Linked DNA regions of Mus musculus: regions 2 and 3 are each linked to region 1. The links are chromatin loops, found by intact Hi-C in ENCODE. Cell type or tissue: left cerebral cortex. All regions are shown on one strand. Each heading gives the region's core, and the rest is flanking DNA. Links, peaks and the distances in the headings are about the cores only. Region 1 holds the start of Cdan1 (congenital dyserythropoietic anemia, type I (human)). Region 2 overlaps Ubr1 (ubiquitin protein ligase E3 component n-recognin 1). Region 3 holds the start of Ttbk2 (tau tubulin kinase 2).

What was found. Hi-C counts contacts between places; a loop is a spot of excess contacts. Peaks named below come from ENCODE experiments on the same cell type or tissue, not always from the same donor. Only the 100,000 strongest peaks of a DNase experiment are listed, where the experiment ranks them.
Region 2: it touches region 1 in a loop (2.4-fold over the local background); 15 of 42 quality-filtered maps call a loop at or near these places.
Region 3: a loop joins it to region 1, with 10 times the contacts of the local background. A loop is called at or near these places in 14 of 42 quality-filtered maps.

The regions. Positions count from the first base shown.
Region 1 is chr2:120,726,319-120,736,201 of GRCm38, forward strand. Cdan1 (congenital dyserythropoietic anemia, type I (human)) reads right to left here and starts at 5,199. Exons shown (of 28, transcript NM_026891.2): 1 at 5,094-5,199; 2 at 4,384-4,874; 3 at 3,981-4,187; 4 at 3,612-3,781; 5 at 3,371-3,484; 6 at 3,213-3,291; 7 at 2,293-2,413; 8 at 2,016-2,125; 9 at 1,540-1,629; 10 at 979-1,054; 11 at 272-477. The coding sequence starts at 5,183. Ttbk2 (tau tubulin kinase 2) reads right to left here. Exons shown (of 16, transcript NM_001024856.2): 16 at 6,498-9,883. It also overlaps a transcript of Stard9 not described here. In left cerebral cortex, for the core only: a CTCF peak has its summit at 5,176; DNase peaks (open chromatin) are centred at 3,719, 3,762, 4,419 and 5,228; H3K4me3 peaks cover 3,290 bases; H3K27ac peaks cover 1,007 bases.
Region 2 is chr2:120,861,277-120,871,159 of GRCm38, forward strand. Ubr1 (ubiquitin protein ligase E3 component n-recognin 1) reads right to left here. Exons shown (of 47, transcript NM_009461.2): 43 at 9,713-9,769; 44 at 6,950-7,027; 45 at 5,114-5,284; 46 at 3,042-3,143; 47 at 1-1,515. The coding sequence ends at 1,374. AV039307 (expressed sequence AV039307) reads left to right here. Exons shown (of 4, transcript NR_038350.1): 2 at 912-1,048; 3 at 2,018-2,142; 4 at 5,054-5,414. Among named protein-coding and RNA genes, the nearest start is that of AV039307, 16 kb to the left of the region's middle. In left cerebral cortex, for the core only: CTCF peaks have their summits at 4,255 (motif pointing right), 5,486 (motif pointing left) and 6,447; DNase peaks (open chromatin) are centred at 1,441, 1,639, 5,493 and 6,267; H3K27ac peaks cover 1,765 bases.
Region 3 is chr2:120,845,245-120,855,127 of GRCm38, forward strand. Ttbk2 (tau tubulin kinase 2) reads right to left here and starts at 5,174. Exons shown (of 16, transcript NM_001024856.2): 1 at 4,812-5,174. AV039307 (expressed sequence AV039307) reads left to right here and starts at 5,412. Exons shown (of 4, transcript NR_038350.1): 1 at 5,412-5,521. In left cerebral cortex, for the core only: CTCF peaks have their summits at 5,322 and 5,530; DNase peaks (open chromatin) are centred at 4,651, 5,310 and 6,877; H3K4me3 peaks cover 2,657 bases; H3K27ac peaks cover 1,662 bases.

The sequences.
Region 1 (9,883 bases), core at 1,338-9,337:
GACAAAACAAAAAAGGCACTGAAATTGGTAAAAAAAAGAACCAGCGTTTAGAGGAGATGCCCCATATAACGATTCCTAAGAAGGATGAAGCTAAAGGACGATGACATTACCTATGTGGGCAAAAGAATGAGACAAAAGAGGAACTCTAAATGGGAGGAACCAGACATATCCAAACCTGAGGCTCAGGCAAAAGAAAATGGCTTGCCCATTGGGGAGAGCAAATCTTTCTTGGCCTCTGTCTCTCTCCCTGTGAGATACAGGAGTTCCTTACCTGCTGGCACTCATGATGAAATCCCTGAAGAAGCCTTGACAGCCTGGGAATGTGGGGGGTGGGCAGGGCCCTCCACTGCTCTGAGGGGCTATCAGCCGTTCTTGGAGCTGCCGCAACCGTCCTAGTTTGTCAGCTCCTAGCATATTCAATACATCTGGAGCTTCACCCAGAACAGATCCCCCAGCACCGCCAGGGCTCTGACACATCTGAGATGTCCGAAGGGAGGAGAGAGATGAAAAACCCGTAAGAGAAAAACTAACAAAATACTGAGAAAGTAGGCTTGGGATATATAGCTTGGTGGAGAACACCTGCCCAGTATGAGCAAGACCCTGGGTCTGAAAAAAAGCAATGAGCACTCCAGAGGGTTTGTCTTCTAATTTGGCAGATGAGGAGATAAAAACTGCAAGGCAAGCACTGTTTGCCTCAGGTCACTAGAACAAGGGTTTGAGGATACCCTGACTACTAAGCTCTCTTTGTACCGTAGCCAAGTCAAGGAAGGGATGGTGGTGAGAGGCTACAGAAGGGTATGGAGTCCAGGGCAGGCCAGAGAAGTCAGAGAACACATGCCCGCCAAATTTGAACTATCTCCCAAAGAGAAGGCGTTCTTTTAAATTTTGTAGCCAGAATCAACTAGGTTGTCTATCTGATCCAGAGTGCCAACCTTTATTTATCTGCCCACATCTTTTGGCTACCACTGCAGTTCTTACCTGGAGAAGCTGTTTTTGGAAAAGGCGGACAAAGTGGCTGTGGCTGCAGGCTGCTGAAAGTTGACCCATCATGGCTCTGAGGAGAAAGAGACACAGTGTAGAAAGGAGACAAGGGATGCATTCCGGCTATTTACCAAAGAGGTGAACAAACTCTTTGCCAGAAAGCCCACCCAGGAGAAGGTAAGAAACATTCATTTCCTTCACCACCAAGATTTCTCCAGACTAGATAGACAGACTTAACCCACCCAGAAATGCCCTCTCAGATCTTCAGGCCATGCTCATTGTCAGTGAACGTCATTATCAACGTAAGGGAGTAAGGACAGGATACTTGTTTCATCTATGAGCTCTGTCCTTTCCCAAGCTTCTGCCTTTACAGAACAAGTGCATGGCATCCCTGGGATTGAGAAGCTAGAAAGGAAATCCCTTTTGTTCTAGGTAGGTCGAGTTACCAATAACTAGAGACGGAGGAAGAGATGGGTGAAGGAGGGAAACCCTTGCCAACCAACACCCTAAATATTCCTGGGTTGCTGCTTACTGTCAGAGCAAGGACGGAGCACCCACCTGATCCTGCTACCCAAGCCCTTCTCAAAATCCCAGCTGGGTTCCTCGTGATGATCTTCCCACTCTCGAAGTACCTCATAGAACACATCCCTGGAAGATATGGAAGCTTCATCAGTTGCCTCCCAGTTGCTTACATCCACTTCCCAGAGCACTTTCCCTTGCTTGGAAGGTTTAAGATAAGCCTGCCCACAGTGCCAGTCTTTAACCCCATAGCTCTCTACACGATGGTAATGTTACAGACCCAGCAGCAGCACATCACAGGCATCTGTGGACAGGGAAAGCTGACCCTAAGATGGTCGGCTAAGCTCAGGGATTCAGGTCTGTGGACATGAAACAGAATGAAGCCAACAGGCTTTATGATGACTGCCAGCAAAGGGTCTGAAGAGCAGTCACCCACCCCTTTCAGTGCCTAGCTGCTAATTCGAGGAAAGGAGAGATTGTTTATGCCCTCCTCATCAGGGCCCTTTTCTTTTCACCTCTGTTTTTTAAAAGTATGAAAGGCTCGATCACTGGAGAAGTTGGCACGATTGTCAGTTTCTGGCTGGAAGGAGACAGCCTGAGCAGAGGGTGGTATCACGAGGGAGACCTAAAACATGGCAACAACATTAGGAAACAAGACCTGTTGGATCACGTTTACAAGACTTTACTCCTTATTCCTGCCCAGAGTCTGCCCACCTGACAGCACCATGGAAACTGTCTGAATCTGCAGACCATCTAGGCTACTCAGTGAGGCTACCTAGCGAGGGTAACTACCTTGGCAACACTGCCTTCATAAGCAGCCCGAAGGCGGCCCTGCAGAGCAGGTGAGAAGCACAGCAGCCGCTCATTCTCAGCCAGCAGCTTTAAGGTCCCTTTATCCAGGTAGGAGAGAACCCTGCAAAGAGAGGGCACACATGACTGAGACCGGCACACAGGCTGCAGATAGAAAGTACATCTGAGGCATTAGACAGGTGTTTAAGCCTAGGTATGTATGGCAAGGCCATGGCTAACAATCAAGACGATGAAGGTAAAAGGTGAAGGAAGACATGAGACTTCATGAAGCTGAGAGCAAGACAGTAGGATAGAATATTAGCCATGAACATTAAGGTCAGCTGCCATGTGTTTGTTGTCCCTATTTTTTTTTCTTGTGGCATACAGGGCTCTCTATATTATGAGCAAGCACTCCAGTGATCTATATACTTAGACTCTTTTGTATATATTATTTGGGACTACAGCTTAATATTTTTCAAAGGCTGGCCTTCAATTTTCTGCAGCCTGGGCAGGTCTTTAAACTTGCAATCCTTGCTTAGCACCAAACCCAGCTATTTATTTTTTTAGAGGATAAACTCAGCCTTGATACAAAATCAAATGATACAGATGGGCCAGGAGTTGTAGTGCATGCCCTCATTTCCAGAACTTGAGACGCACAGGCTGGAAAATCTATGCAGGTTTAAGGCCAGCTTGTTCTGCTTAGGGGATTCAAGGCCAGCAAGGGCTACATAGTATCACCCTGACTCAAAAACTAAACCAAACAAAACAAAACAAAAAAACCAAACCAACCACAATCTCCTCCCCCTCAACAAAAGGTTACAGGTAAGGTCTAGGGCAACTGTATCTATTAAGCAAAGGCATGCACATCCCACACGGCTAGAAACAGACATATAAGACTCAAATGTCACAGCTAGAAAACTCACTGAAACTGATGCTCCAAAACTTGCACTGCAAAGAAGACGCAATCATGGATGCTACGAAACAGGGGAGTGTCCAGGGAATCTAGGTCAACAACAAACCGTTAGTTAAGAACTGTCCCACCTGCAAACATCATTTCTCAAAGTGAGACTTGCTTACTGACCTAGGGCACCCTGACTTGATTCCAGGTCACTGTCCTTGGTGGCCACCATTCTCCGAGCAGTAAGGAGCTGAAGGACGAAGAAAAGCTCCAAGAAAAGGTTTGGTACTAGGTTCTCTGTTTATAAAGAGAAATGCCATACCATCGTACCACTGACAAGCAGGCCAAGGCTCTGCGCCTCCTCTACTCTCTTACTCTGTAGTTTGCAAGCATATCCACCGCAGCCCCCTTTGCGCTCACTCACCAGCAATGCAGGAGGAGTAGATAAGGGCTACCAGCTCCAGGCGCTGTCGAGAAGACACTCTGGCCGGGTCGGCAGGCTCTGCGGTGAGGTTTCCTGTCCTGCTGGGAACCGGAGACCCCGATTCTGGGATGGGAGAGGCTGGGGTAGGTGACTGCTGGAGTTGCTTGGTGCTATGTGAACAGGAGGAGATGTCATGATTAATCAGCCTGGCTTTACCAGCGACATTCACATTCAGGTTCTGCCAGAGAAGACATCAACAGCCCAAGAAGCAAACCCAGAATCCCGAAGGGAGAAATCAAGTTCAGGAAAAATCCCTGCAAGTCCCGCATAAGGAGGAAGTTGACATCCCAGGTGGCGGCAAAGCCATACCGCGCCTTCCTGAGCATCTCCCGCTCCTCTTGCAGACTTCTGCACCCTGGGGGAAGGCCAAGGCCCCAAGGGCTAGTGTCCAGGGTTGAGGGTTGGGAACTGGGGACACAGCTGATTGGGGGTGAGGTGAAGCAGGTCTTGGGCTTGGACAGTGACCGCTCTTCGCTCACCGGAGTTGGGTTGATCCTTCGAGAAGGCTTCGTTCTGCTGAGAGTAGTCACAGTTTTTTGTTTTTTTCCAATTTTCTATCTTCAAGCATCATTCCATCCATAACAGTTGGGCCCCTTTTAAACCCTCCCCCATTGTGGTTTCTTCACCCTCAACCTTCTAACCATCGCGCACTCTACTGTGGGGCACCAAGCTCGGCTTTAGCGAACATCTTGCAATAAGGACCGATTCTCACCCTGCAGAGCCCGGAGGAACGGTGCCTACGGGAGGGAACTCCTCCAAGTTGCTGAGGTTTGGCGGATCAGAGAGCGACAGTCTGGGGCTGCCAGGGCTGCCTGAGCCCTTAGGCTTCCGGCCTCCGGCCCAAGGCGGGCTCTCGCCACTCGCCCCCTCCTCCGCGGCCCCGGAGCCCCGACCGCCTCGTTCGCGGGACGGCCCCGGTCCCGGACCCCGCCTGCGGCCCGCACGGCGGGCCAGAGGTGCCTCGGCGGCGGCGCTGAGGGGCTCGGCTGCAGGGAAAAGCTGGCTGCGCGCCCCACGGCCACCCCGTGCCGGGGCCCCCTGCCTCGCTGGCAAGGCTGCCGAGGCGACTGGGGTCTTGGCGGGGGTTGAGGGGCCCTGCGGGAGGACCCGGCTGCTCTGCTCCCTCAGGAAGTTCAGCAGGAACGGCACGAATTCCTTCCGCAGAGGCCGAAGTGCGCTCAGAGCGGCCACCTCGGAGCTATCCTGAGGAAGAAGCAGAGGTCGCGGGGCGAGAGCGTCAGCTGACAGCGCGGGCCGTCAGCGGCTGAGGCCGCAGGGTGGGCGGCCCGGCAGCGGCGCGCAGAGGAGCGAGCGCCCTTGGCGCGGGCCGTCAGGCAGGGCAGGCTGGGAGAAGGGACTGAAGCATCATCCCCCGCGGGAAGCACATTCCAGGCAGGCTTGAGGGCGTGTCCGCACTGTTACCTCCGAACTCGGGGTGCTGCGCGCGATCCACCGCACGGCGGCTGCGACCGGCACCTCTTCGCGCAGCAGCGACTCTAAAACGGCCGCCATCCCTGTGCAGGCGCTCTGAGGCTACTGAGCAGGCGCACTCGCGCCACGGGCAGCCGGGAGGGGCGGAGCCGGCGACCGGGATCGACCGTTGGACGACGGGGCGGGTCCTTGAGGGGTGGGGCTCTGGCGGCCCGGGAAGATCTGCCCAGCCAGCCAGGCCTGCAGGGCGGCGAGGCGCCTTTCTCTGATTTCCTGGCCCCTGGAGCAATGTGATAAGATGAACTGCCTGAGGAGACCCGGGTCTGAAAGAGGGACCAGACAGGAAAAGTGACCAACTCTAAGAGACCAGCCTATGAGACCAGACACCTGTCATAAGCACAGCCTTAGACCATGACTGTAGAGCTTTTTGAGTCACTCCCTCCTCAACCAAAATAAAGTGAGTAACCTTGTGTTTTGACCTTTTTGTTTTTTCTGAGACATGATTTCTCTGTATAGCCTGGCCACTCTGTAGACCAGGCTGACTTCGACCTCATAGATTATCTTGCCTTTGCTTCCGGAGTGCTGGGATTAAAGGGGTGCGCCCGGCCTACTTAGCTCCCCACCCCTTCCCCTCTTTTACTCAAAAGGCTGACTCTTTACCATTGGCCAACTTTTTCATCAACTGACAATTGAGGACAGAGTTCATGCTGAGGCATGTTATAAAATCATCAAATGTCCATCAGACTTGTATTGAATCCCTTACGTATTGTATTAAAGAGTTTACAGCAGGGGAATATCTCAACTTCTTTTACTTGAGAGGTCAGGATTCATGATTAGCTTCTGGAAGAGTATGGCATTCCTAGACACACTCCCCCGACCCTCCTCCACACACACTGGCTGGTTAACCCTCTGGCTACACTTCCTGTCAGGTCCCTTATTTTGAAAAATATAATAGGCTTTCGGATGATACTCCTTAGTAAAAGGAAAGAAAAAAAAATCAAGATATAGGATCTATAGTTTCCTCCAAAACAAAGTAGCAGTGTATTGGCCCTGTGTTCCTCTCATTCAAAGGAAGACCACTTGGTGATAGGCAGTAGATGGAGCAGGAATCCCTCTAGCATACTGCCAAGGAGAAGAAAAGGGAGTTTTGAAAACTTAATTCTGTGCTGGATTTAGTGGATGCTTGCAATCCCAGTGCTTGGCAGGCAGAGACAGAAGAATATCAAAGTCAGCTTGAACACGCACGTCAGACCCCTGAACCCTGGTGTTCACCTAGCGTCTAAGTTAGCCAAAATGGCCTTCTCTTGGTTGTCTGTCACTTCTGTAACACTTTAGTAGTTTAGGAAATAGTTTTCACTTTTTGAAATCCAAACCATCACACAAATAGCACTAAAGTTTGCATGCGGACTGAATGTTTTATTACTAGATTATAAAAATAAAATACAAAATAATTTTAAAACAGAACTTAAAACACTGTACAAAGCTTTAATATGGTACAAATGAGAAAATTAAATAAATAATTACACTTTTATGTACAGATGGCCTATACAAAAGCACTGCATGTTTTTCAATACTCTATGCCCATGGTTGCCTGAGCAAAAACACATAAAGGGAAGATGCTTGAAGGAGAAAGGATACAATGTAACACATTGAAAAGAACTTCAAAGAGCAATTTCGCATCTCATTAAGAGGAGGACAGCAGAACATTGACTTATTTCTCTTGTTCAGTAAGAGAATTCGGGTTATGACTAAGTTTGATAACATTTGCCAGTAATAATTTATGAACTCATTATATCTAATACAAAATGAGATGTGCCTCCTTTTCTGAAAAACTTGGAATCTGTAAATAAATGATCTGATTAAATAGATGCCATTTAGGAAAGGTGTCAAAGGAGAATGAGAACTGTGCATCAGGGAACAGCAAAGTGGCTCGAGCCCAGGCCATCAGATCTGTCTACTCATCCAATCCAACAATCCAATCTCTCTTACCTAAGATTTTGTTTCTGCCTTTCCCCTCCCCCCTATTTTGAGACAGGGTCTCATAGAGCCTAAGTTAGCTTCGAACTCATTATTCAGCTCATTATGTATGACCTTCAACTCCTGTTCCTGCCCTTACCTCTTCAATGTTGAGATTATAGGCATATACCACCAAAATCTAGGAAATCCAATCCAATTTCAAAGTCCTGAGTGGCCCAGTGCTACATTTCCTTTGTCTTAAAAAGAAGATCTATTTCCTATATTTTAATTTCTTAATTATCTTAGAGAACTAATTTCATTGATTTATAGTTTAATAAAACTGTTTTTAGCCAGGCATGGTGGCTCACACCTTTTTATCTCAGCACTCTGGAGGCAGAGGTAGGTAGGTCTGGAGTTTAAGGCCAGCCTAATCTACAGAGCAAGTTCCAGCTCAGGGCTACACTGAAAAAACCCCCATCTCAAAAAATCAAACCAAACCAAACTGTTTTGAATAAAGTCTTAAGGTTTCTTCTCAGCAAACTCCCTAAAATAATAAATCACAGCCCAAACTCTGTATAGCCTTGTTTACTACTGTAAGTGAGCAAAAAACACCTGGCACATTCCAACTTTGATACAAGTGAATTTTTGATGTTTTCAATTATGTTTTATGGGAGTTTTAAAAAGTATCATATGGCAAGAATAGTCTACATAAAAACTTGGTTTAGGTGAATAATCATGTATACAGTACAAAATAATTTTAAATTATCAAGAGATAAATCCCACTGTTAATGTAAAATAACGTTATTAGCAAATTCTGTAATTCTATTAGTCTCAGAGATCTGCGTCATTCATACTGTTGTTGGTCTAGAAATTCTAGTTGAAGGTACCAGGAGATGTGGTCAGCATCACCTTGAGCCTACAGTGTAGATACTATCACCTCCAATTAGAGAAGGCAGAAACTTGTTACATTTTAAGGGCAATGAAAGGACTTTTGTTAAGGGCTCCTTAAAACCAAGGATTGAGCCCAGTATAGGAAATCATCTCATCACCTTGAACTTGCCTTAGCTGTCATGTTTATTAGTACTTATATAGGAGCAAATACTGAAATCATGACTCAGTAAATCTTTGCTATTTAGCATCTTGAGATATTGTGAAACCAAGAGATGAATTTGTCACTAATTTTCTGATGCAAATCCTCTCCCAAGAGGAAGAACTTACCTGAAAACATATATATTTTACCCATATTTTCCTCTAAGTGAATAGGGGTTCTTTTTGTTCCATACTTGGGAGTTACCTAGGAATTTCCCACTTCCTGCAGTTATGGAAAGCAATGCTGCATAACAAGATCCTTAAGGCTCCAAGATTGTGTAAAATTTCTGGAGAAATGGCCAAAATAAGGCAAATACCCAATAATATGAGGACTTTCTACTTTACTTACACATTCTCAGAGTGCACACTCGAGTTTTGTAAAGTTTTGGTGAGGATAGGAAGTGGGGCATGTTTACCAGACACCTCCCACTGACTGGGTTGTGGAACTGCCTCTAGTTTTCTTCTATGAGTTAAGGTCTAATATGCATCACTGTGGCTTCTGAGTTGGGACTCTAAGTGTTGTTGGCATGTAAGGACCATCAGAGTCGTCACATGCTGTAATCTTATAATGCATTTGGATTAAAACATAAAAAGCTATTCTGCAAATATGTTGTCTATAGAACCAAATTCAAGAAATTTAAGCAGTACAGTTGGTTACAAATGTCCTATTACCTCAGTGACAGAGGTGTTGGTTACAAATGTCCTATTACGTCAGTGACAGAGGTGCTAGATGACCTCCCCCCAGAAACAACATTCCAAAGCCATAAATAGGCACAATGTAAAACAGTGAATGCAAACCATGAACATGACAGAAGTAATTATACACAAATGAGAGCTGTGTACTCAACATATAATATATACATACATGTATGAAAACTTAAAAAAATAATTAAAAAAATAATGTTTTTGTTTTTGTTTTTTGGGAGAGGATCCCACACTACAGCCCAGGTGGACTTGCAATCACTATGAAGCAGAGGTTGGCTTCAGACTCTCTTCCATCTTTCCACCTCAGTCCCTCAAGTATTGGTTAGAAACATTAGCCATCACACCTAGCTAACAAGTTTTAAAATATGAGAAAATTTGATCTCCAAGGCTAAATCTAGATTATCTATAAGTATATTTTAAGATAACATTTTCAAGATGCATCTTTTTCCTAAAGCCACTAAATTGTGGATCCTGTTTCTCCTATCACCAATTCCTAATGTTAGATTAGAAATGTAAAATTTTCTGCCCTTGAGGAAAAGGCACCTGTTTGTCAAGGTTATTATTGGGTGTAGAAAATCTCATTACTTAGCTAGCTATGCAGTCTAGGTTTATAAAACATGCAGCAATGTACACCTTTGCTTTTGTACAATGGATGCAATCACAGAAACAGAAGCCTAAGACTCTGTGACTGAGAGGGAGTCTGGTACTTGCTGCAGCCCCTCAAGTTCCCGCAGTGTCCAGGAGTAAAATGAAACACCGCATCAGCATACAGTGCTTCAGTGGGCTGGAGCAAATAATGTGCAGTGGATAATGACGTCAAGGACTCTTTGACCGTTTGTTACTTTTTTTTTTAGGCCTTGATTAACTTGTTGCAACTTTTACCAAAGATATTCATTGCAAAGCATGCAACTAAAGAACTAAAAGTGGCTGTGCTCCTGTTTGCAAGGCCAGCCTGTGTGCAGAGCTGGAGAGAAGAGCCTAGATTTTTTTTGTTTTTTGGTGTTTTGTTTGTTTGTGTTTTTGTTTTTGTA
Region 2 (9,883 bases), core at 1,055-9,054, 130 kb after region 1:
AAATTTAGCCCCAAATGTGCATCACTGATCACTTATCAAATGTATTTTTACTTCCTGGTCTTCACTAAACAGAAGGCAGGAAAACACTTAGACACACACATGGCAGCAGTAGCCAAGGGCAAAGGAAGAGACAATCTCCAAACACATCTTTCAACTGCAATATTACCCAATACCACAAAAGCTAAAATAAGTATCAACTGATCTACTCACAAGGTCTTGATATAAAACGGTAAAGCCAAGAATCAAGAGGTCTATGCACAGACTCAGGAGAGCTGCATTATTTATACGCAAGATGGCTCAACCACAGCAGGTTATAACAGGACACACACCTGATTACGTTGCTTTTTTGTTATTGTTGTTTATATTAATCATAAACAGTCGTTTATGAAAGGTTTCACCTAGACATCAAATCAAGGACCTGTTTCTTACAAGCCATAGAAGGTTGCAGAACTGGCTTAAATACAGTGTTCTAATTTCATCTCTTATGACCATTCACTGGGGCAATTTTCTGATTCCCATTCTACAAAGAGTTTGCTTCAAAACAAGAGTTTTCTGAGAGACAATAGGATGGGGCCCCAAGAGACGAGATCTTACTGCAGAAATCTGCCTTAAGAAATGTAACTGATGGAGAACTTGTGACTCCACAGAGCTCCCTGGAATCAGGTGAGGATAACAGGCTTTTGTATAAGGAATGCGTAATGAGCACATTCTCCTGAATCTACTTGAGGTCTATACTGGAAGGATGCTTTCCAGACTAGCACAGCTAGCACTCTCCATAGAGAGATTTAGATCTGTTTCTGACTGAAGCCGTAGGTGGTACAATAAGGATATTTCCTTAAAGAAGAAAGATGTTTACATGTTTTGAAATTTTTAATTGAAAGAAACTGCATAGTTGTGCAATTCCTCTTTAGACCATCACAGGTGATCAGCATCTTTTCAGATCTAACCCAAGCTAAACTACACTCGAGAAACACCAAATACAAAGGTGCAGAGATGTTAGCCAGATGGAGAAATGTCCACAAATGCTTAATGTGACCTCATTAACCAGGTGGGTGATATGAAATGAACTAGGACAGTTATGAAGGGAAAGGAGTTTTCTGGAAATATTAGCAGAAATAGACACTTGGATGAACAAGCATTTCTTTAGTGTTCTAGAACATAAAACATTAATCTATGTCTTGTTTTTCCCTTGAAGCTTATGTTTGATAATTGAAAGCAATATTCCATTAAGGAATATTTTATTAATGTGTGTGAATCTGGACATGGATCAAAAGACCCTCCAATACTTCCCCGTCCTCAGAAAGTTCTCTAGAATTTTAGATCAGTCTTTATTATTGATGTCACTCATGATTGTCTTGAGGCAGAACTGGAGCTCAGAGTAACTGCCAGTTGAATCCAAATAGCATCTGATTAGTCTCCTGGCTCCGAGCAATCTCTTCTATAATGCAGTGCTGTTGCCAGACCAAATGCAGCTTCCGATACCGCTCCCGAGATAAATGAAGTGGGTTTCCTCTCCTTCAGGAAAAAAAAAAAAAAAACAAAGCTGACATCTAAGCTTTAACAGTGCCATCTCTAGTCTTAAATCAGTACACACTACCAAGACATCCCTGCAGCTATGAGCGCAAGCATCAGGACGAGGCCCAGAAACAGGGCAACTCTTCACTGATTACTAAGAACTTGGCACACCACTTAGTTAAGGAAGCAGAAATAGACTATTTGGGAAATCAGGTCTCATACATAATGAACATAATGAGACCTCATTTAAACAGGTTCTAACTTGAAGCAGCTCTGGTCTTTTCTGGTGGATAGCTGAATGAGGTTCTAATGGCTTTCTGTCCTCACAATTTACCCAGCTTCAGTTTATGATTTTGTGTAGGAGGTTAGGTTTGAGGCATAACACTAAGACCTTAAATCATTCTTCTCCTCAGAAATACTTTGTTTTATAACCTTCCCTATGATTCATCTTGCACATGCTTGGTGAACACTTTCTTGGTTTTTGTTTGTGTTTTTTTCTCAGTCTTGTTACAGTGTCCAGGCTGGGTGTGAACAGTGATACTCCAGTGACCTTCCTGCTTCATCCTCCCAGGTAGCAAGAACTCCGTATAGATGTGCATCATCATACCTGGCTTAGCAAATGTTTAAGTAAGTACATTTCTATTCCAGGGTTACCTAGTTTGCAACACTGTGCCAGCTAACACAAAAAGTCTGAAGTCTGTTGAGTACAGTCATAGCGATACCTGGCATCTCAGTCCCTGGAACATCAGATGTCTCAGCAACTTGTCAACTTTCACACTGTTTATCATTAACTTAAAAGTTCCACATTTTTGTACTTTTCTAGAACAACTCAAGATTATCCTCAGTTATTAACTATTTTGTTGTTGCTATTGGTTTTGTTTTTGAGATAAACTCTCACCATGTGGCCCTGGCTGGCCACTATTCAGATCTGATGAATCTTAAATTCAGAGACTCACCTGCACTTGCCTCTTGTGTACTGGAATTAAAAGTGACCTCCACCCTGACCAGCATTAACTACTTTGACCACTCAGTACCTTCCTCTTAAACTTAAAGGCAAGTCAAATGCTGTCTCGATAAAAACAAATCCCTATATAATCCATTAGAGCCCAAGCCCTATCTAGTGAGTCTATTCTTCTGGATGATATTTTAAAAGAATAATAAAGTTTGGGAGAGAACTCTGTCAGTCAAGTGCCTGCCATGCAAACCTGAGGGGCCTGAGTTCAAGGCCCCAAACCTACATAAAAAGTTGATAACATGTGGTACTGACCAGCTACTCAGCCTCCTAGCATCAGGGAACCTGTCTCACTGTCTCACCAGGCCCAGGTGCTAGAAAGTGGGCTCAGTGGTTAAGATACTAACGACTGTCAGAGGACCAAGGTTCAGTTCCCAGCATCCAAATGGCAGCTCACAAACATCAGTAACTCTATTTCTAGAGTTTACGTTTAAAGAACTATTAATATACACATACAATAAAGCAAATAAAATATAAGACAACTGATTAAACCTTCCACTAAAGAAAATCTTACTTTAGCCCTGGGTCTGTTTCTCCATATTCATCCAAGTAAGGGGCTGGGTAGGCACAGCCTCTGGCTTTTCCTTCCACCAGGACCACCCTGCATTCTCGGATTCTGAAAAGTAAATCCAATGTTAGCAAACACTGTTAGATACACATATGCAGATGATAGACATCGAATCAAAGTTAAAGACAAGACATGCTCAGTAAACATTTAATGAAAAGGCAATACAGCCGTGGATGAAAACACTATACTGTGGGGTGTTTTGTTTTGTTTGTTTTTGAAGAAAGGTCTCTCTGTGTAGCCCTGGCTGTCCTGCAACTCGCTCTGTAGACCAGGCTGGCCTCGAAAATCCACCTGCCTCTGCCTCCCAGTGCTGGGATTAAAAGGCGTGCGCCACCACTGCCTGCAATAAACTGTTTTGTCTGAGTAGAAGGAACAAACACTGCTGTTTTTCTTGATGCAATAGAAAAGGATCCATGAGCCAAGTGTGGTGGTGCACGTCTTTCTGAGTTCGAGGCCAGCTTGGTCTACAGATTGAGTTCCAGGACAGCCAGGGCTATACAGAGAAACCCTGTCTCGAAAAACAAAAACAAAAAAAAACCAAAAAAAAACAAAAAAAACAAAAAAAAAAGGATCCGTGGATCTAGAGAAATGGGAAATTAGTAATTCTACCTGGATATACTGAATGGGAGACTGTCCTGTGAGCCATAGGACCCTGGAGAAATGTGGCTGGGCCTATTTTTGCCTTTTCCTAACTTGCTACTTAGGCAGAAGGGGGCTTCAAGGAAGGATAGAGCACCCTCCAGTCTAGAACTGTTAAAGGCTTTCCTAGTTCAAGCCAACCTCCAATAGTACTTTGAGGACACTTGAGATGCTTATTGCAGAGAAATGGTTAAGGACCACAATGAGAAATCATAAGGCAAACAAATTACAAAAAATAGTTGGGATAGACAGACTTATTCCTGTGGCTTCAAGCAAACAAGTGTTTGAGTTTGACTTCTATACCGTTCTTTGCTCTTGTCTCAAAGGTTGCCTTTTTTAAAAAAAGATTTATTTATTTATTTATTTTATGCATATGAGTACCCTGCAACTATACAGATGATTGTGAGCCATCATGTGATTGCTAGGAATTGAACTCAGGACCTCTGCTTGCTCTGGTCCCTCTTGCTCCAGCCCAAAGACTTATTATTATATGTAAGTACACTGGAGCTGTCTTCAGACACACCAGAAGAGGGCGTCAGATCTCATTACGGATGGTTGTGAGCCACCATGTGGTTGCTGGGATTTGAACTCAGTACCTTTGGAAGAGCAGTCAGTGCTTTTACCTGCTAAGCCATCTAACCAGCCCCTCAAAGGTTGATAATATATCTTTAAGCAATGATAATATATCTCACAGTAAGTCTTAAGGGTTTATATAGGCAAAAATTGAATTTCACAGGAAAATGGACAGAAAAAACACAGAAATCAACTTTAAATTTGATTTCTCCCATGCAAGCTATCTTCGTTTATAAATAACTATTGTTCTAAGTAGTCAATCGTTTGTTTAAAGAAGGAAATAAAAACATCTTAAAGAAAGGCAAACATAGGCCTGCACTTGGGGGGCAGGATCTCTGAGAGTTCAAGGCCAGCCTGGTCTATATAGAGAGAACCTGTCTCAAAATAAATAGCTGGGTATGGTGGCCCATGCCTTTAATCCCAGTACTCTGGAGGCAGAAGCAGAAGATATCTGTAAGTTCCAGGCTAGCCTGGGTTACAAAACAAGTTCAAAGACAACCAGAACTACACAGAGAAGTTCTGTCCCAAAAAACCTAAATAAATATACAAGTAAACACACACATAAATAAGGCAGTCTGAAATTAATAATCTGCACATACTTTATAAGCATAAGTTTTAGGATTTCAAGCTTTCCTTTCATATCTAAATATTACACAGAACTGGGGTCACTGATATAAAGCCTATGCCATTAAAGATTTCTCTAACAATGAAGGAAATGTAAACAGAATATTATTTTTTTTTTAAAGAACTACTTATTCTACTGGCATATTCACTCGATACGTGTTTCCAGATGACTCCATACTCACTTTAAGAAAATGCAGACTCCAGCACCACAATGAAGCGCATGAAAAACGCACGCTCCAACCTCTTCCCCATTCACTATTTCTTGGCAACAGATGTTCTGAGAACACAGGATGGCCCCACAGAAAAGACAGAGGACAGGATGCTTTCGCTCATCATCTGCAGACCGTGGACACCTCAACAGGGGAAGACACATTCAGTGTGTTGGAAAACAAGAAGCACATCATGTATCTATTTAGTAATAAAGCCTGTTCCATCACTCACCCTACTCAGCAGAGAAATACAGGAATTTGTATTGCTCTTCCAGAAACTCTTGAGATCACTCTAGCCCCCCCATGCCTGCCTGTAACTACAGCTCCGAGGATCTGGTGCCCTCTGCTGGCCTCCACAGAAATTTGCACACATGAGTCATAGACATACATTAATAATAATAAATAACTCTCCCCCCCCCAAAAATTTTTTTTAACTTAGCTCCACTTAAAGGAGGCCTATGCTACCAGAGAATCTTGCTCCAGGTGACTGGTCAGCACAGCCTCCTGAGCCAGGCTCATCTGTGCTGCCCACTGCTCAGGAATTTTCCTCTAGCTCAACCTCCTATACCAAGTGATGACCCCAGTACCCCCTGCTTGAGCCGGCCTATGCCTGGGAACCTCCTATGCCAGACCTGCCTGCTCTTTACCTTGGTGAGAGAAGTTTCTTACTGAAATGGGTAGTTCACTTAGGGGCTGGTGAAGATGTAAAGACATAATGTCCCATACATTGCTGGTGAGACTGTTAAATGACACAGTGGGTTTGACACTAAAGAAAATCAAACATATGGCCTAGCAAATGACCTATGTATACATTCACATGAAATGAAAATTGTACATTCATCTGGCAGCTTGTATGTGAATGTTTATAGTACATTATTCATAATAGCTAAAAGGAAGAAACAATTTCATAAATATGAATGCCCATCTATGGAAGAAAATATAGACAACTGTGGTCTATATGTATAATAAAAAATATTAACCAAAATAGGAACAAATTTAATACAGCTACAACTTGGATAAGCCATAAAAACATATTGAGTGAAAGAAGACCCAGATTTCTGCTATGATGACACATCCACACAGCTAATCTCACAGAGTGAATCATCAGTGAGGAGGAGGCAAAAAGCCAGGGGCGTGCAAAGGAATCGGTGTTACAACTCCTCTGTAGTGGCGAGAGTTTGGACAGGCAAGAGGCAGTGAACAGTACAGCCTGCAGTAGTTCTGCGACTCTGTCAGTGATGAATGACAGAAGTGTGTACTGTAGCATGGTTTGAGGAAACCGAGTACAATGGATACACAGCAGTCTCTCCTCTTTTTAAAAAGATTTTATTGTACGTATGTGAGTACACTGTTGCTGTCTTCAGACACACCAGAAGAGGGCATCGGATCCCATTACAGATGGTTGTGAGCCACTATGTGGTTGCTGGGAAGTGAACTCAGGACCTCTGAAGAGCAGCTAATGCACTGAACCATCTCTCTAGCCCCTGGCAGTTACTTCTTAAGCAAGCCATACCCAGAAATCTGTGTGTATGTGTGGGGCTCAGAGACAGCTTGAAGGAGACTGTTCTCTGAGACAACAGGCTTGGCAGCTCCTTTACCAGCTGACCCCTCACTGGCCACTTTTTCACAATGAGTTCATTGGTTGTATGGTAGGCCAAATGCAAGTTCAGGAACGTTACAGTCTCTCTCTCTCTCCTCGCACGCACGCACACACGCACGCACGCGCGCACACGTGCACACACACACACACACACACACACACACACACACACACACACACACACACACACACACCCCTTTTCTTCTTACCTAAAGTGAGAAGCCTGATTTAGAAGACAGCTGTAGTCCTCAGGAAGCTCTATCAAACTATTTCTTTTTCTAGGGTACCTAGAGGCATAGTTTAAAAGACAGTGTTATACATAAGTAGGCAGATTAAAACTGAAGAAGGCTTCAGAGCATGCTACATTTACTTATCTATAAACTAAGGTTGAATATATTCCAACCATGGGCAATTCATCAATTTAATGTTTTCAGAAAAAATAAAGAAGAGAAATATTAAATGAACTTCATTAAGACTCAACAGTTTAAAAGATGTTAAATATAAGTATGAAGGAACTGGGCATAATTGTGTACATCTTTATAATCCTAGCATCAAGAGTCAGGCAGATCTGAGTTCAAGACCAGCCTGGTCTACATGGTGACTGTGTGTGTGCATATGTATACATTTATTAAGGAAACTCCCAAAACTCTTGAAGACTAAACAAGATACTGAAGTGAAACAGAATATGTTTAGCACTTGATATTCAGTGGCTAATGTTAGCATCCATTTCCTTTACAAGAGACGGTAAAAGACCCATGTAGTCTAAGGAGGGTCATCTGAGTAACAGGAGATTCTCCCTAGATGAAAATCAATTTATATTTTATAATTAAAAAATACTTTTCTTAAAGATTTATTTATATTATATGTAAGTACATTGTTGCTGTCTTCAGACACACCAGAAGAAGGCATTGGATCCCATTACAGATGGTTGTGAGCCACCATGTGGTTGCTGGGATTTGAACTCAGGACCTTTGGAAGAACAGTCAGTGCTCTTAACCACTGAATCATCTTTCCAGCCCCTAATTAAAAAATATTTTAAGAATATTATTTATTTTATGTATATGGGTTTGCCTACATGTATGTCTGTGCACCATGTGTGTGCTTGCTGCTCAACTTGGTCAGAAGACAAGGTTAGATCCCCTGAAACTAGAGTTATAGGTAGTTGTGAGCTGCCATGTAGGTGCTGGAAATTTAACCCCGGTTCTCTGGAAGAGCAGTATTCTTAACTTCTAAGCCATCTCTAAGCCTTTCACTTATAATTCTTAATTCAGCTAAAAATAATCTTCTCTAAAATTAACCCTGCCTCATTAAGAATTGTCTTATCAGGCATGGCAGCATGCTTGTAACTCTAACAGAGAGGAAACTGAGGCAAGAGGACTTTTTAGTTTGAGGTCAACTTGGGCTACATGCTATATAACAGTTGTAGGCTAGCTGGAATTACACAGTAAGACACAGTCTCAAAAACACCAAACAAACAAAAGAAGAATCTTTTCCTCTTTAAGTTTCCTTTTTCTTTTAATTTTGTAAAGATAGGTCCCATTTTGTAACTTGGGTTGGTTTCAGATTCAATGTGTAGCCCAGGCTGGCCTCAAATAAACAGCAATCCTTCTATCTCCGTCTCTCAAGTATTGGACTACAGGCACACCTACTTTCCTCTTTATATTTCTTTAAGGTATTAGTGGTATATCCTATATATTATTATATTTTGTGCTATAATGTTATATATATATACTATATATAAATCATGCAATGTATATAAAGTATACACATGTATATAACTAACTAAGATTGCCAGTTGCTCATAACCAAAGAGTATATGTGTGTTATCTCCTTTCAATTTCTCAGATTATTTCAGTACCATGCTGTGGAAAGATATTTAAAAGGTACACCATGATATGAAATAAAGAAAAAACTGCATGATAGTACTAGTTGAAAAATATATATTGACATCATAAGCTTTTCTATTTCTCTATATAGCGGTGTCTTTCCTTTCTGGGTACTGACCGGCCGCAGGGCTACTGTTATCAATCACTAACGTTGGGTTGTAGGGAATGCAGCTTATGCATATTTCCTGTAGCTGAACGGAGTTCAAGGGCTGAAGAGAAAATGGTACTAGGAACCAACTCTTGTATCAGTTTACTGAAGCAACTCAATCACATAACAATTAGATAATACACAGAATGTAATATAAGCCAGGCCACAGGCAAACGTGCCATTCTCTTGTTTGCTGTTTAGGGATTTAGGAGGCTGGAAGATATATATAGACACACTCACATGCCAGAGAAGACAGGCTTCAGGGAAAAGGTGGCATTTGGACATGTACTTGAGGGAAAATGTAGATTCGGACAGACCCATAACTCAAGAGAAAAGAGAGCTGAGGAAACTTCTTGTTAGTTTGGAAATAGTCTCATTTCCTTACAAAGCCCAATCTGGCCTGCCACTCATATGCCTCATACCTCAATCTCTCTCTTGGATCACAGCTATGTACCATCATGTACAGCCTAAGAAAAGTTTGTCTTTTTTTTTTCTTTTTTTTTTTGAGATATGCATGGGGTCTAGTTTCTAAGCATATACACAAGAAGGGGAGAAGACTGTCAGATCTATTTATATTGTTATTCTCAAAGGGTGGGGAAACTGATTTATATGAACAGTGTAAACCACCACCTCCTGGCTTTAGTAAACCAGCAGCTCCCAGACACAAGCTCCGTTGCCTTTTGACAGGCAGGTACCAATTCAAGGATGATTCCTCCAGTGGAGCTGGTGGCTTCTGACAATTTAAGAAGGAAGGATAACCATTTCTGAGAAAAAAATCAGTGTAGGAAAAACCTGATATCTGGCGGCAAAGACCAACAGATATCCAGGAAACAGTGAACTGAGAATAAAGGGGACAGGCTAGAATTAAGGCAAACCAGCCAAGCATTTTAGAAACACAGTTCTGGATATATCGAAAAGATTTAAATAGTAAAACCAACCTGACCACAGCACTTTTCTGCTTCAAAGACTTGAGTAAGGCAGGATCTCCACACCACCTGTAAGTGGAGTCAAGAGAGAAGGAGGCTGGTCACAGGCAAACTGCAGTGCACATCAGCTGCTCTCTTCTCTCTAATCCTCTCTGTGTATTTAAGTTTACCTCTTACCCTTTT
Region 3 (9,883 bases), core at 876-8,875, 120 kb after region 1:
CTCTGGTGAGTTCAGTGTATGTGTGTGTAGGCTCCCAGCCAAAACATTCATGTGAAGGTTTGAAACAGAGTCTGACTTTTGTTGTTCTCCCCAAAACATACCAGATGACAGCTTCTGAGGATGTTCATCTCCACCTACTATCTCAGCACATGTATAGACAGATGTGTGCTTCCACATCTACCTTCACATAGGTTCTAGGAATTTGAATTCTGGATCTCACACTTGTGTGATAAGCACTTTTATCTATTGAGCCATCTTCCCAGTCCAAATGCTATGGTTAAAAGAGATATGTATGGGTGCAAGTCAACAAGGGATGGACTTGTGAGGGTTAATCCTTGATTGTTCATTTGGTTGAACTCAGAAGTGTTCAGGAGATTAGTACAGTACACCTCTGGGTATATCTGTGAGGGCATGAAACACTAGCGTAGGCATTTACTGTGCCTCCTCAATGCCATGAAGCGAGCTGATTCTTTTCCACCATGCTCCTCCCTGCCACAGTGGGTAAAAACCTCAACACTGTGAAACAAAATGTTTCCTTCTTGTTTTTTTTTTTCTCCTGTTTGTCACAGATGCATAATATCTGAATAACATACAAGAGTTATGTGCACACTATTTTTACTACTTTTTAATTAATTTAGGTACATTTATTTTTAATTATTTAAATAGAGTGAAACTATTTCCACCGATCTCTGAAGCTAATGCAAACACAGGGTTTCAAACCTTCACATGCATGCTTTGGCTGGGAGCCTACACACACATACACTGAACTCACCAGAGGTGGGATGGAGGAGAGAGACAGACAGAGAGAGAGGGACATTGAAATAAAACATTTTCCCAGCACTTGGGAGGCAGAGGCAGGCAAATTTCTGAGTTCAAGGCCAGCCTGGCCTACAGAGTGAGTTCCAGGACAGACCGGACTACACAGAGGGTAGGGTTAATAAAACAGAGACTTCTCTTGAACAAACTTCTCTTCTCCAAACACTTGTCACAAGATCATGGCTACACTTTCTCTTCATAATACATGAAACTTGTATAATTATCTGTTTCTACAGGTTTGCTCAAAAGTGTATCATAAGCTCAAAAGTAAAGAGATATTTCTCTTTTGTCTACTGTTCAATCTTTAACCCACAGCAGTATAACATGGAAAATGCTTAGCAAGTATTAAAAATGGTTGTAAGCATTTATTACAATAACTCACTGTTCAAAGATTCAGAGATTGCTTTGAATAATTTATATATATGTATGTATGCATACATATAGGTACATATATGAATGATACTTTTGTCTGCATGGATGTATGTCTGTGCACATGTGGGTCTGGTGCCCTGACGGTCAGAAGGCAGCACTGGACCCCCTAGAACCGAAGCTATTGATGGTTGAGAACCACCATGTGGCTGCTGAAAACGGAACACAGGTCTTCTGTAAGAAGAGCAGGTGCTTTTAAACATTGAGCCATCTCTCCAGCTCACCAGCCCTGAATATTGTTGAATTCATTACATGCCATGAAAATTCAACAGAAAGGGAGTCCAAATTCAGCTTATCATGTCATTTAACATCTAGGTGATTTGTTTGTTTGTTTTTTGTTTTTGTTTTTGTTTTTCGAGACAGGATTTCTCTGTGTAGTCCTGGCTGTCCTGGAACTCACTTTGTAGACCAGGCTGGCCTGGAACTCAGAAATTCACCTGCCTCTGCCTCCCAAGTGCTGGGATTAAAGGCGTGTGCCACCACCGCCAGGCATCTAGTGATATTTATTTATTTATTTATTTATTTATTTATTTATTTATTTATTTAATGTAAGTACACTGTAGCTGTCTTCAGACACGTTGTGAGCCACCATGTGGTTGCTGGGATTTGAACTCCTGACCTTTGGAAGAGCAGTCGGGTGCTCTTACCCACTGAGCCATCTCACCAGCCCTAGTGATTTTTTAAAATCAAATATCATTATCAGTATAGCTTACACTTTTCTCTTTGGTGTTTCTTCTTCCTACTTTTCTTCCTTTATCTCTGTTTTACTAGGTATTGGAAAATGTTAATAAAAACCATGTTTAGATACTGTATAAGCTGAGGTACTTAATGGACAAAGAGAGAGAGTGGAGAAAAAGAAAAGAAACAAACTGTACAAATATACTTCATAACATACAACACATGCAATGCAGAAAGTTGCAGACAAATATTAACAAAAATACAATATTGAGAAGATCACATGACTTAAATAAGGAAAACAACTCAACTTTACTTTTTAAGGCAATTATTTTGAAGTGGAACAAAACAGAAAAACAGAAAAACAGAAAGAAAGAAAGAAAGAAAGAAAGAAAGAAAGAAAGAAAGAAAGAAAGAAAGAAAGAAAGAAAGAAAGGAAGGAAGGAAGGAAGGAAGGAAGGAAGGAAGGAAGGAAGGAAGGAAGGAAGGAAGGAAGGAAGGAAGGAAGAAAGGATGGATGGATGGATAAAAAGTGAGCGCTAGAGAGCTGGGTTAGTAGCTAAGCGCTCTGTCTACTCTTCCAAAGGCCCAGATTCAGTTCCCAGCACTCACAAAGCAGCTTACAATCGTCCAGCTAGCTCCAGTAGATGATCTAGCACCTTTTCTGGCCTCCTTGGGCACTAGGCAGCATTCACACAATGCAATTACATATATGCAGGCAAAACAAATACACATTTAAAAAAAAGATCAATGAGCTGGGTGTGGTGGTGCATGCTTGCAATCCTAGTTACTCAGGTGACAAACACAGGCAGATCACAAGACCCAGGCCAGTCTGGGCAAACTAGGAAGATCCTTTTTCAAAATAAAATGTAAAGCTGGGGTTACAGCTCCGTTGGTAGCGTGCTTGCCTAGAATGCATGAAGCCCTGGGTTTGAACCCCAGCACGGCATTAAAATGGTAGTTAACACCTGTAATTCCAGCACTTGGGAGGCCCAGTCAGAAGGATTCCTGGGGCTTCAGGACCTGCCTGGACTACATAATAATTCTGCCTCTAAACCACAAAGCAACATCATCCATAGGTGTCACTTGTAAAAGTTGTATAGCATACAAAAAACTTCCTGCTTGCCAACAAAGTGAAACTTAAATTCCATAATCAGAACTAAGCTGTGTTAACTATGCTTTGAAAAACCAATAGTTTATCACTGCATACATGTTCAGATAAAACACTGGTACACACAAAGTAAAAATCTCAACACTTTTAAACAACCGATGACTATCACATTTTGAATGCATCTTTATGTGTAAATTGCTCCCTAGAATTTTTTAAATTATACAAACTTCATTTCTTACATGACATTTAAGGATATATGAAGTCCTACATAATTGCTCAGCTTTCCTGGGGTATTAAAAAAAAAAAACAGTACCTAACAAGAGAACCTGAAGTCATATACAACATGGAATTCAATGATACATGAACCATATACAAGATGATGAACAAGATACAATCTCTAAGTCAGCTTTCTATTCATAATTAAATTGTTTCAGTTTGAAATTATAAATAAAATGAAGTTATGTATGAGCCTTAATGTCTCTTATGTGTCCAAAACTGAAAGAGGAAAATCAGTTTCTAACACTCCATTATAAAGTTAAACTATTAGAGAAACCTTCCTTTGTAGTCATGCTTCAAACATCCTTTCTGGTGTCTATAAAAATTCATCATACAGGAAATATAAGCTTCTGCGTTAAAGAGTTCTTTCATTATGCTTTAATTTTTAATAGATCATAATCCTCATCAGGATAGATTCTCCAAGATGGCATACTGTTATATCTGTCACCATTGCAGCTTCTTTAAAATCGCAACATAAAAAGTAAAAAGTATTCAACCCACTCAATACTTTTTAAAAAATCCTCATTTTTTTTACTCCTTAAATGAATGTTATTCTAGTCCACTTTGCTGAAAGAAAACAGATACATCTTTGCAGTCTATCCTGGCAAGTCCATGTTTAATGTCACTGCAACTATTAATGGCTCAAAACCAAACACTGAAACAAAACACAGCCTGAATCCTCCTTGTATTTGAGAGTTTGAGTCCATTCACAATACACTCTCTCACACACATTCAATTCTACTAAATAACATCTTCCCATCATATACAGGTTAAAATAGAATTGTCTTCTTTAAATGTTAAAGGACAGCTTCCAAAGCTAGGGGAGAGAAGCCTATCAACTTTAATCCAAAGCAAAGTACAACTCAATGTCATTTTTACCTCTAAGGCAGCGCCACAACTGAAACAAAATGAACTTCATTTAAGGATCAGGTATCCTAGCATCCCCATGATTATTTACTTCTCTGACTCGACAGTGCGTATATGTAGGCTCTTTTGTCCCTCTTTTGGCATCCCCGCGTATCAACAGCATCATCTTTGTCAAAGCAAATCCCTCTGGTCATTACTTCAATACTACAAAGTCCCGGCCTTCCTTGTTACCACACAAATGAGATTCGGTAGTCCCGTCACTCTTCCATTACAGTGGGAAAAGCAAGATAGAATGAAACGCTCATAATTTCAAAAGACTCCTCTCTGCTCGGTCCTGGTAGCCAGAAGAGTCATGAGTACAAGTGATATATGGGTCACCCACAGAAACAGACGAAGCAGCTTCATGAACCTCCAAGTTCAGGGAAGGCACCCAAAGCCTCCGGGGAAATGGGGCAGAACCAGAAAGATCTGTGGGATGAGGATCAATTTGGGTCTGGCGTCGCCTCAGGGCGTGGGCATAAGAAACCCAGGGGTCTCGGGCAGTCTCCCCTCCACGCCTCGGTTGAGCTGAACGAGGGATGAGGCGGGCGCAGGGAAGCTTCTTGGAGACGCCCTGGGGCTCGGGGGTGTGTCCTACCTGGGCCGCGGCGGACGCAGGATCTCTGACGGAGGACGAGGGTCTAGCTCAGGGTCCGCACCGGCAGGAGTCACCGCTCAGCAGGCGGGCCCGCCACCGCCTGCCCATCCCCCGCCGCCCACTGCGGCGGGACCGGAGCGCGGCTTAGACGGCCGGCGGTCCCTTCGGATGCCGTCCGCGTCTAAAGGCGGCGGCAGCGGCTGCGGGTATTGCTGCGGATTGTCCCGGGCCGCTGCTCTCGTGCCAGCCCCTGCTCCTCCTCCTCCTCCTGCCGCCGCCGCCTCCTCGTCCCTACCGCTCCCATCGCCGCTGCGGCGACTACTGCAGCGCCCGCTGACCCGGCCCGACGTTACTCTCCCCCCCGCAAGCCGCACAGCCTAGCCCACCCGCCCTGCCAGCGCGCACCGCCCACCTCTCCGCCGCGGGTGCTGATTGGAGAGCACGTTCCCAGCCTGTGGCGTCGGTTGGCTAGTCCCATTGCCTATCAGGAAGGGGGCGGAGAATTGGGCCGAGAGTGTCTCCGCCCCCCACCGGAGAATTGCCGCTATCTTCAGGTTTGCCTGAGAGGGCGAGTTACCGGGAAAGGAGCATCACAATGACAGTGCGCGTGTGCTTGGGAATTCTGGGACTCGTAGTTCCAGCCTCCGCTGCAACGGCCGGCCTGTCCTGAGGAGAGATGTAAGGCGCAGTGCTTCTGAGAGCCGACTTCAGTAGGTGTTCTCCTAGCTCAGCGTGCTTATGGCCACAGAGTTGGGCCCTTTGGAAGAAAATTGGTAATGCTTTGTCACTGAGGCGGTCGCGTCGAGAATCGTGAGGCCGGGTCATTGCTTAAGGTCTACTCGCCTGCTCAGACCTAGAGCTGCCAGGATCTGGGAAATGGGCGCTGTCCCCTAACCTAAGCTGCTAACTAGGGCCGGGAAACCCGAAGGTATTGGGAGAAAAGAAAGGAGTTACAAAGATGTCAGCCTGGCGAGGGAGTGCCCATTCACAACCCACGAAAAAAGATTTCATTGGCTTTTTGATAAAGACAATGAACAACTTTCATGTGGACCAGTCTGGGACTCTAAGCTTGGAGTTTGCAGGAGTGGCTCAAGACACACAAAGACTAACTATGAAGGGTGGGACACCGAGGCTGTATGGGAGACGTATTTCATGTTGAATGTGCCAAGCTCTTTGGTGAAAAAAAACAAAACAAAACCTAAGAGTAAGTCCCTCTTCTTTCTTTACTATCCATTATATAGACATTAAAAATTAAGAATAAACTTTACCAAGATCACAAAACTGATGTCAAAACCAAACTGCGGACCTATTCCATATTGTATGCCCAACGTTCTTTTTTCCTTAACAATTGCAATGACTGCCACGAGTTTGCCAGGAACAGAGAGGATGCAATGGTATGAATTGTAAAGGTTCACTTTTTGTTTTTGTTTTTGTTTTTGTTTTTGTTTTTCGAGACAAGGTTTCTCTGTATATCCCTGGCTGTCCTGGAACTCACTCTGTAGACCAGGCTGGCCTCGAACTCAGAAATCTGCCTGCCTCTGCTTCCCGAGTGCTGGGATTAAAGGCGTGCGCCACCACACCCGGCTCAAAGGTTCACTTTTACTTTCAAATATTTTCTTAGGTGACAAAAGTGTTCTTACTGTTAAGGAACTACCATCCTCTTTATATTCCTTTACAAGCAGGAGACATCCTTACTGCCTGTCATGTGCAGACTCTTGGACAGAAACCAAAACAAAAGACAACTGATGGTGAGGTCATCTTGTTCTATTCAAACATGAAGGCGTTGCCAGATTGTTTTGTTTCTATTGATGAAAGTTGGAAAATGCTTTTTTCCCCCATTATTCAATACAGACATGTGCTACAAAAACAGGTAGAATTTAAAAATTAGGTTAAGATACAAATGGGTTTCATTGTGGAATCTTCATTGTTTTCTTTTAAAGATAGGCTGTAGCCCCCATGAAGCCCTGAATAGCCTCAGTTTTTTGATCTTCCTGCCTCAGTCTTGGGCATGCTGCAATTACAGCTTCCAGCTGGCATCTTGACAATCACCTTGTAAAATAAGCCAAGCCGGAATCAGCTAGCTAAGCCATTCCCCACATTCAGCCCCACAAAAATATGATACAATAAATGTTTAAGGTTTAATCTGCAGTATCAAAAATAAATGTTTACTATTATCTTCAACACTGGTTGATTGTGTGGCGATAACTACTAATACAGAAAGATTTGGGAAAATAGGCAGTGATGGTGCACACCTTTAGTCCCAGCACTCAGGAGACAGAGGCAGGCGTTTCTCTGTGAGTTTGAGGTCACCCTGGTCTACAGAGAGAGTTCCAGGACAACCAGGGCTACACAGAGAAACCCTGCTTTAAAATAAAAAAAGAAAAGAAAAGAGATTTGGGGAAATAAAGGTGAAATAGAAGACTGACTCAGGTGTGCGGATACTCTGGATACATGAAGGAACAAAACTCAGACTTAAGAAAAATCTTACAAAGTAGTCAGTAAGATTCAGTTTTATACCAGGTAGACTTCATATAAGACATAATTCACTTTACAATAGTTATTTTCCCCTTTGCTCCAGCATGAAATAAACAATACACTGAATAACCCTCTCCTTTTCCTGTTCTTCCATGTGTGTGCTAATCTACCCACATTTAGGTGCCACTTTGTAATATGTCTCCCCCACCCCCATCTCAACAGGAAATTACCTATGTGGGTCATTTGCAGCACGAGGTTACCAGGGCAACATGACAATGTTTTGTTTATTGTACCCTAGCAGGGTAAGCACAATGCTCCTGAATCACATCCCCAGCCCCAACACCACAGTATGAATCAGCATGAAGATCAAAGAAAGAAGATGGCTGACAGGGCTTTCCTTCCTTGTCTTTAAAAATTCTCCTGGGATGTGAAGGAAGTGTTGAGTGCCCCTCTCTGCACCTGTGATGGCTAATATCCTTTGTCAACTTGACAGGGTTCTAGCTAGAATCACCAAAGAGACAAGCTCTTTGCTCTCTTCCATGTGTCTATGAGGGATTATCTAGATTTTGTTAGTGGAGAGGGGGAAGACACACCCTAGTCCAGGTGGCATTATAGGGTGCAGAGGAACCCTGAGTGAATGTGTGCAGTTGACATGAGAAAGGCAAAGCACCTAACATCCCCCGATCTGGGTGCAAATGCTGGCTGTGTGAGCAGAAAAGCAAGAAAGGAAGTTAACCACCAAGAGGACCAGACATCTCACACTCCACAGCTTCCCCCGCCCCATACTGACTCTGTACCTTTGAACTATGAACCAAAATAAACTCTTCCTTAAGCTGCTTCCTCCCCCAACTCCGCCCCCCCTCCCAACCAGGTGTTTTGTCAGCACAAGAGAATTAGCTAAGTTGCACCAGAAAAGCCAAAGTCTCAGGTGGCCAAGAGTGTAGCTCACTGGTAGAGCACAGGTTCATCATGAACAATGTTTTAAGTCCAATTCCTGGGGTCAAAAAAGCAAAAACAAAACCTCTCAGACCCCAGAACTGTACACTAATAACTGTGTATTAATTTCCTTATAGCTGTCAGGCTGCTTTCAAACTGAGTACACAGAGCTTCAAACCATGAAATCCAATCGTGGGATTTACAGTGCTTCTGCAAACCACCAAACAGCCTTGCCTTTATATTCTCCATCAAACTAGTTTCTATTTAAACATTACTCAATTGACAGAATCTCTATAAACAAATTTTCATAGGGTGGACTACTTTGCTAGGCACTAGAAAAACAAATACAAATAAACTTCAGAGTTCTGCTATGTATTTAGCAAATAGAATGCATTGTAGCAACTACTGCTTTGGAAGTTTGTAGCTCAGTTAGACACACTATAACAGGAATCACTAAACAAGACTGTGTGTGAGCAGCAGAGGCCCGAGATTCTCTGAGAGTGCCCCGGTTCAGTTTTTAACAGAAACCTCCTCACACCAATTGTATGAACTACCCTGTTTTGTGTCCTGGTTTTATTTTTTAATAATTTCAAAACTTCATCATTTTGTGTTGATAAGCTTTATGTCAAAAATTTAAAATCCAAATATGAAGAATAAAGCTAGAAAAAAGTGTTGGACAGCTAGACAAGGTAGCCATAATTTGGAGGATATGAGTTATTGAATATCAATTTTGGTTTGATAGCAATTAAAATAGACTATAAGGGAGTATTGAGCCTGACAAAAGTTAAAGAAAGAAAAAGTTTACATTTGTAAAGTAATTCCAGGGTAAGATCAATGCTGGAGCATTTGACTAACTTGCCTAAAGACCCTGGGTTTGATCTCTAGCACTGCCAAAAGAAGGGAAGAAATGATTCTATGATTCTATTCTAATTATAGGGGTTGTTTTGTTTTGTTTTGTTTTTGAGACAGGGTTTCCCTATGTAGCCTTGAGCTGTTCTGAAACTTCTGTAGACCCAGTTGGCCTCAAACTCAGTGATATGCCTACCTTTGCCTCCTGAGTGCTGGGATTAAATGCATACACCACCGCTGCCCCCCCCCCCGTAGTTATTTCTTAATTTCCTTGCCATTTTCCCCTAACTTTTATGAGACTCCAATTAATGATTATCATTAAGGGTAAGACTTAAAAAGTGTTTTGGGTTTTTTGGTGGAGGAAACGTACTAGAGATTGAACCTAGACCATCACCATTCTAGGCAAGTAGTTTATCATTGAGCCATAGCTTCAAGCCAGCAGTTAAGTTTTTTAGAATATTAAATTCTATGTTTTTGCTCAGGTTTTTTATGTATTTATTTTTAATGTGCATTTTCTTGGTGTTTGGCCTATATGTCTGTCTGTCTGAGGGAGTTGGAGCCACTGGAGGTATAGTTGTGAGCTGTCATGTGAGGGATGGGAATTGATCCTAGGTCCTTTGGAAAAGCAGTCAAAGCTCTTAACCATTGAGCCATCTCTCTCCAGCCCTGTCAGCTGTTGTTTTTTATTTGGGTATCAGGAATTGAATGCTCAGGGCTTTTTTGGTTTTGGGGTTTTGTTTTGTTTTGATCCCCCTTGTGTGCAATGGGAAAGTTATCTAGTAATACATCATTATATCCCTATAGGCTTAGGT